Linked DNA regions of Homo sapiens: region 2 is linked to region 1. Evidence: chromatin contacts called from ENCODE Hi-C or POLR2A ChIA-PET data. All regions are on one chromosome and are shown on one strand. The core of a region is the stretch at or near the end of the contact, and the rest is flanking DNA. Distances in the headings are between cores, read along the strand shown.

Region 1 (3,732 bases), core at 1,233-3,732:
CAGGCTTCCAGTTGGATCAAATGGTCATATTCAGTTACTACCATCACCTGTGCCCTCCCCATAGCGTCTGTCTATTGGTGTCGGGGGAAACATCCATGCTGTTTCAATTAACTACCCTGCCCCCAGGTGATTCTAGGGTGAGGAGAAGTCCAGCATGAGGGCTTCCATATGCATTTGTGAAGGTTGATGGCAGACTGTTCCAAATGAGAATAATGGTTTCCGTGATATGATAAAAGCAATGCTATTGAATATGATGATGACTGATGAGAAGTTTTGCATAGCATTCGCTGTAAAAAAGCCACTTATAGGCTGGGCACGGTGGCTCACGCCTGTAATTCCAGCATTTTCGGAGGCTGAGGTGAGCAGATCACCGGAGGTCAAGAGTTCAAGACCAGCCTGGCTAACATGGTGAAACCCTGTCTCAACTAAAAATGCAAACATTAGCCAGATGTGGTGGTGGATGCCTGTAATCCCAGCTACTTGGGAGGCTGAGGCAGGAGAACTGCTTGAATCTGAGAGGTGTAGGTTGCAGTGAGCTGACATCATGCCTCTGCACTCCAGCCTGGGTGAGAGAGCAAGACTACGTCCAAAAAAAAAAAAAAAGAGAGAGAGAATTTTCCTGTAAATAATTAAAAAGACTAAGCAGCCCCAGAGATAAGACCTCCTGGGATCATTGTCCCTTTATATTGAGTGATAAAGTAACCTTCCTTGAAGTATATCAATCCATAACCAATCACCTTGCTGCACCCTATGTACTGGTCTTGAATGGAAAATGTGGTGATTCTTCTAAAGCTTCTCTGTCTTTCCGTGTGTGTGAAACCTAAGGGAACGCTGATCCCATTCATTTGGAGTTGATGTTTCCAGGTGGCTATCCTCATGCTTTGTGTTCAAATAAACTCTGTGCTTAATCATATATTCTAAATTTTATTATTTACTGCTGATATCAGTTTCTGTCAGACTGTAGGAGCCTCACCAGAGAGGGCACCTGTCGCTATGTTGTAAAACTCACACTTGTCAGAAAGACATGGGTTAGTGTTACTCCCCGTCCCTCAGAATGAAGCTAATTAGCTGACACAGATGGTCACCTCCATTACCAAGTAGAGTCAGGATGAACTATGTGTGACCAAGAGTGTTGTCAAGTCCTCTTCCCTGAGGACTGATTAGCGTTTATCTTGAAAACATGTCCTTAATGGGTTGTATAGAACAGTAAAGTTTCTTTCTCTTTTTTCAACCTCTTAGCTGTTTGCCTGTATTTCGCATCACAATCTGGTCTAAGGCTTATTTATTAATGAAATGGTTTTAATTTCTTTCTCTATGATCATCGTGGAGATGATTTCTCATTTGGAGAAAGACTTTTTGTTTGTTTTCAATTATATTTTCTCAACAATTAGACAGTGAAGTAAAAAGTATTTTGGGGGGGCCAGGCACAGTGGCTCACGCCTGTAATCCCAGTACTTTGGGAGGCCGAGGCAGGTGGATCACTTGAAGTCAGGAGGTTGAGACCAGCTGGCCAACATGGGGAACCCACCTACAAAAATACAAAAATTAGCCGGGCATGGTGGCACGCGCCTGTAATGGCAGGTACTCCGGAGGCTGAGGCAGGGGAATCGCTTGAACCCAGGAGGCAGAGGCTGCAGTGAGCCCAGTTCCTGCCACTGCACTCCAGCCTGGGCGACAGAGAAATGCTCTGTCTCAAAATAAAAGAAAAGAAATAAGTAAATAAATAAAAGAAAGTAATAGATCTCTTCTACAAATGTGCTGGGACAACTAACTGGATATCCACATGGAAAAGAATAATGTATCCCTATCTCACACAATCAAAATTTTATTTTAACGTTAAAAAATGGAGAAAAAAAGAGAGAGAGACGAGGGAGGGAGTCCTGAGGGAGGGGTGTTACTTTGTCGCCCAGGCTGGCCTGGACCCCCAGGCTCAGCGATCCTCTCGCCGCTGCTTCCTGAGTAGCTGGGAACTCAGGCTCCCGCCCCCGCGCCTGAATCCTTGCTGTGTTTATCCAGCAGGTCGCCCCTGGCTGGCCTGAGCATTCCGTCCCGCATCCCAGGGGGAGGCCCTAGGGAAGTCTCTGCAGCTGAGCACGGGGTGGACTCTCCCTCCTGAGTGAGTGGAGAATAGAAAGGGAGAGGATTTCTGTTCTGTTCTGTGGGCCGTCAGCATGAAATCGTACGTTCCGCCCAGGCAGGGCCTTGCATTTTACATTCTAGTTTGTATCCCGTTCCAGACAATTCCAGGGCTTTTGAGTCCATGCGTCAGCCTTCCTGGGCGGTCTCACCTTCACCACCCGAAAACAGGTGCTAGGAGAGAAGCTGAGAGGAGCACCGGTCACGCCCCGGCCCCGCCCTCTGCCGGCTCTAAAGCGCAAGGTCTCTCCGCCTCGCGCCCCGCCCCTGCCTCGTCCAGGCCCCGCCCACCTCCTTGCGGGTCCCGCCCAGGCCTGGCTTCTGCTCTGCGCGCGCAGATTCGTGCAGACCAGGAAGCGGATAGCGTGGAGTGACGGTGCCACCGCGGCGCGTGAGTTTCGCCCTGTCTTGTATTAAGTCTGCTCTTCCAGGTTCCTGGCGCTTCTGTACCTGGGACTTGGGATCCCCACAAACCTGGAAATTCTCAGCCGTCTTCCTTCACTCAGAGCAAATTGAGACGACCTCGTGAGAGGCCGTGGGTCGGTTCCTTTTGGGTTTAAGGTCCCCCTGAGGCTGGTCCCGTCCCGGGTGTTTCTGCTACAGGGCAATGTATACACTTTCTAACCTGTAGTTTTCCTGCTGTAAACCTTTTTCTGACTCCTCCCGCCCCGCGCTTTTTAAAGTCCTCACCTGAGAGGTGGATTCTCGCCTTTGTCGGCCCCTGGAGCCCAGCGCCGCTGCCCCAGTCCCGGAAAGGCCGCGTCCTCTGCCTGGTCCTAGGATCCTGCAGACCCCACCCTTGCCTTAAGGTGCTGTCGCCCCTTCACCTCCCTCCTTGTGCCGGGCCCTGCTGCTCCACGGGTTTCGCCTCCACAATCACCGCTTCCCCTGAGCCCGCGTTGGGGAGGTGCCCGGGGCCTGTCCTGTGACGCGGGGTGTTACTGCCTGCCCAGCTCCAGCCCCTGGAAAATGCGCTCCCCCGGGATGCAGGCGTCTTACTCCAAACCCTCCTGTGACTGTGTGGGCCAAAGGGATCAGGAGACGGACAGAGAGCAGTGGAAAACCTGAGACAGAAAAGAAGAATGAGAAAGACCTATAACAGATGGCAAAGTAGAGGATGGGTGAGGGATTTGCCAAGAGACAGCAAAAGTGAAAAGAAAACGATAAGAAAGCAGGAGGAGAAAAGCAAGTGCAGAAATGTAGAGAAAAGCTGGATGTACAGAGAGATGAAGGACAGCAAGGTAGGGAGAGGGACAGCAAAGAGGGAGGCTCATCAGGGTGAGGGAGAGGAGGAGGGATTTGGAGCCAGGGCAGACAGAGCAGAGTGGTGCTGGTGGCAAGGAGAACAGAGGGAGAAGCACAGCAGGGAGGACACCTGGGGATCTGGGGTGCTAGAGAGTGGGGACAGGGGGGTATAACAGGGAAGAGAGAATTTAACGGGGAGAGCAAAGGAGGCGCAGAGATGGTGTTGCGGGAAACTGAGGACTAGACAGACTGATATGGGGGAGACAAAAGGATGTTTATTTAAGATACGCACCGGCTCAGTGGATTTACATCTAAAAAGCTGAGCATTTCAACAAAGACGGAGTGGGGTTT
Region 2 (3,732 bases), core at 481-2,980, 1.2 Mb before region 1:
GCCAAGGCAGGCAGATCACCCTGAGGTCAGGAGTTTGAGACCAGCCTGGCCCAAAGTGGTGAAACCCCGTCTCTACTAAAAATACAAAAATTAACCGGGCGTTGTGGTAGGCGCCTGTAATCCCAGGTACTCTGGAGGCTGAGACAGGATAATTGTTTGAACCCAGGAGACAGAGGCTGTAGTATGCCGAGATCGGGCCCCTGCATTCTAGCCTGGGCAACAGAGCGAGACTCCGTCTCAAAAAAAAAAAAAGAAAAAGAAAAAGAAGAAAAAAGAAATAGATGCTGTGGGTATTCAGATCTGTCAGAGTGCTAGCTCAGCCTAGCCCTTCAAGTAGCAGAATAAAGGAGGAAAGAGCATCCCAGGCCTTCCCATCCCCATTCAACTCCCTCAGTTAGAGTGGTCCTAAGATTGCGGTGGGGGGGTAGGGCTGTGTTGAAGAGGTTAAAAACAGAGATTAGTCAGATCCAATCCTGCTCCCACTCTATGGAGGAAACAAATTCGAATACATAGTCACAGCCCAGGCTCTGGGATTGAGAGACAGAGAGAGAGATTGGATTGGAGAGAGAGAGAGAGAGAGATGGGATTGGAGAGACAGAGAGATAGATGGGACTGGAGAGACAGAGAGAGGGGTTCTGTGGCTCTGGAAGCCTAGAGAACAGAGCCTGAAGACAGAGAGGAAAGGGAGTAAAGGGGAGGCATTTATGCAGAGATCTCAGAAGTGAATATGAAAGGCACCCCTAGCAGAACGCACAGCTTGGGCAAGGAGGCTTGCTGGCATGAAAACGCAAGAAGTGCTCAGGCAGCTGTAATTCTCCAGGACATCAGATAAAAGGTAAAAAACAGATGGGAGACGCGCCTAGACAGGGTATTGAATACCAGCCCGAGGGGCTTGGGTTTCATCCAAACAGCAAGGCAACTGAGCTCAACACAGTGAGACTCGGTCTCCACAAACATTTTTTTAAAAATTGGCCGGGCCTAGCGGCGCGCGCCGATAGTCCCAGCTATTTCTGCAGGCTGAGGCGAGAGGATCATTTGAGCTCGGGGAGGTCCAGGCGGCAGTGAGCCAAGATCCTGCCACTGCACTACAGTCTGGGCAACAGAGCGAGACCCTGTCTTTAAAAAAGTAAAAAAAAAAAAAAAAAAAAAAGAAAGAAAAAGAAAAAAGAGAGAAGGGCAAGTCGCTCCCTTCTCTGGGCCTTGGCATAAATCAAGCACAAATCAAAGTCTCACTCCCTCCTCCTGCCGCGCAACGGCGCGGAGAGCCAGCCAGCCAGCCAGCGGAACCACGGCCTGGTAACCCAAAACCTGCACACCCTCCAGCTCCCCACAGGACGTCACGTATTACCACCGACGCACGCGCAGAAGCCTTCCCGGGGACTCAAGAAAGGGCAGGCTTAGCCTCCTCCCCATGTCGCCCCTCATTGGCTAGAAACTACTGCTCGTCTCGGTCGTTGTTAGCAGCGACCAGGGCGGGTACAATCTTGGTCGCTAGGACACGGCTAACTTCCGCTTTCTTCCCCCTCTCCTAGGCTCAAACTAGTCAAATCTTGTTCACTCGACCAATGGCAAATCGGAAGTGGGCGGGACTTCACAAGTCCGGACCAAAGAAACGCGAGCTTAGCCCTGGGTAGCGCGGCCAATGGCCGTGGAGCAGCCCCTGTAAACTGGCTCGGGCGCCCCCACGCCCGCCCTTCCTTCTTCTCCCAGCATTGCCCCCCCCACGTTTCAGCACAGCGCTGGCCGCAGTCTGACAGGAAAGGGACGGAGCCAAGATGGCGGCGGCCGACGGCGACGACTCGCTGTACCCCATCGCGGTGCTCATAGACGAACTCCGCAATGAGGACGTTCAGGTCCGGAGGCTACGGGGGACTTGGGGAAGACGCGGAGGGGTACCTGGGGGCACGGGCGGCCCTCGCGGAGAAGACTCAGCGTTCGCTGGGAGTGGCGGAAGGGGGCGACGGCCAATCAGCGTGCGTCTCTTATCTCCCCGGTTGCCCGGACTCCTTGAGACGGCGCTCCCGATTGGGTGTCGGCCCAGTGGAGGGCGGGGGCCAGCGCTAGCCTCGAGGGTCCCGGGCCTGCCCTGTGCGCGCGGCGGTCCGCGGTCCTGGGAGGTTGTGGCCAGGGCTGGGGTCTGCGGACTGGGTCTGGGAGAGAGGAGGACTCCGTGATTGGCGGCGGCCTCTGAATGGCCTCTTGGGGATGTGGGGCGCGCATGACTTGCTCCAAGTAGGGGAGGGCCGCCGGGTGGGTCGGGACCTGGGAAGGTTTTTTTGTTTTCTGGGTTTCGACTGCTGGGCCAAGTGGGGACCGAGAGGCGAAGGCCTGCCATCCTAATTCCTGCTCTTCCTCCGCCTCTCATTTTGGTTTAGGTGTCCTAAGAGGACGGGGACGCAAAAACACCCCCCCACCAAAGGTGGGGACTAGCCAAGTTTAGGAGCGAATTAGGTTGTAGAAACCCGCCTCCCCATCTCCCCGGATCCTCCCATTGACCAGGATAGGGGTTGAGGGATTTGCTAAGCAGATGAACATTTATTTATTTCTTTTTTTTGAGACAGTCTCTGTGTCGCCCAGGCTGGGGCTGGGGAGCAGTGGCGCGATCTCGGCTCAGTGCAACCTCTGCATACCGGGTTCAAACCATCCTCGCCCCTCAGCTCCCTAATTAGCTGCGATTACCGGCGCGAGCCACCACGCCCGACTAATTTTTGTATTTTTAGCAGAGACGGGGTTTCACCATGTTGGCCAGGCTTGGTCGGGAACTCTTGACCTCAAGCGATCCACCCGCCTCGGCCTCCCAAAGTGTTGGAATTACAGGCGTGAGCCACCGCGCCCAGCCCGGATGAACATTCCTGGTTATGGGATGAGGTGACCCAAGGCTCTGAGCCGGGCTGGTGTGGGATTGAGAACAGTTAGAACTGCAAGTCCACCTCCCACCTGCTGTGTGACCTTGTGCAAATTACTTCACCGCTTTGGGTCTCTGTGTTCCATAAAATATGGGCTAATTGTAGTCCTGGTCTTGCTGGAGGGACTTGTGAGGGACTGAACGAATTATGACACAAATAAAAAGTAGAATGGTGTCAGGCCTGTTGTAAGGGCTCGATAAATATTAGCTGTAATTATTGGGAGTGGTGATTAAAGAGGTCCCATCCTCCCTTTAGGTCTGTTTTCCCATTTATAAAATTGGACAAGGTGCACTGGGTAACCTGCCAAACGTGGGTCTCGCCTCCTAGGTTCCTGGTATATCACTGTTTCTGGTGGCATACAGGTTGTGGTTGTATTCCCGGCCCTTCCACTTGTTACTGATTGACAAGGGCAAGTTAGTTAATCTCTCTAGGCCTGTTTCCTCTTCTCTTTAATGGGGTTAATTACCTAGTTCATAGGGCGGTTGTATGAATTCTTTTGTTCAGTAAATATATGCCATGTATGAGATATGATGCTGGGGATATAGTGGAGACACCAGTTGCTATACAGGATCCAGATGTGAAACAGGTCAGCAGAGCTGAATAGATGAGTGTTTGAAAAGTGATGGGAAGGAAACAAATAGGATGTAGTGGTAGCGAATCCATATTGAATTGGGCCTCTATTCTGTGCAGGGCGCTGTTCTAAGCACTGGTATATAGCAGGAACAAGACAGAAAAAACTCTAGGCCTTGGGGAGTTTATTTTGTAGTGAGGAGAGACAGACAATAAACAGAGTATACTGGGGATAAGCATTAGGGAGACAAATAAA

Evidence for each region. Hi-C counts contacts between places; a loop is a spot of excess contacts on that map. ChIA-PET counts read pairs that join two places held with the same protein, here RNA polymerase II (POLR2A). Pooled maps may share reads with other maps.
Region 2: a pooled map shows a loop between it and region 1 (13-fold over the local background). The contact joins the promoter of PPP2R1A here to the promoter of ZNF761 in region 1. A Hi-C loop is called at or near these places in 1 of 37 single-sample maps with no recorded cell type and 7 of 50 pooled maps. POLR2A ChIA-PET finds 5 or more read pairs at or near these places in 2 of 52 experiments (activated B cell and activated CD4-positive, alpha-beta memory T cell).

The regions. Positions count from the first base shown.
Region 1 is chr19:53,429,502-53,433,233 of GRCh38, forward strand. It overlaps ZNF761 (zinc finger protein 761), which reads left to right and starts at 2,483. Exons shown (of 5, transcript NM_001289951.2): 1 at 2,483-2,527. All of the region lies in intron 9 of ZNF765-ZNF761 (ZNF765-ZNF761 readthrough), which reads left to right. It also overlaps the pseudogene TPM3P9. RefSeq lists a silencer at 2,360-2,439.
Region 2 is chr19:52,188,322-52,192,053 of GRCh38, forward strand. PPP2R1A (protein phosphatase 2 scaffold subunit Aalpha) reads left to right here and starts at 1,731. Exons shown (of 15, transcript NM_014225.6): 1 at 1,731-1,853. The coding sequence starts at 1,776. RefSeq lists enhancers at 321-1,288, 937-1,066, 1,097-1,146, 1,157-1,376, 1,289-2,256 and 2 more.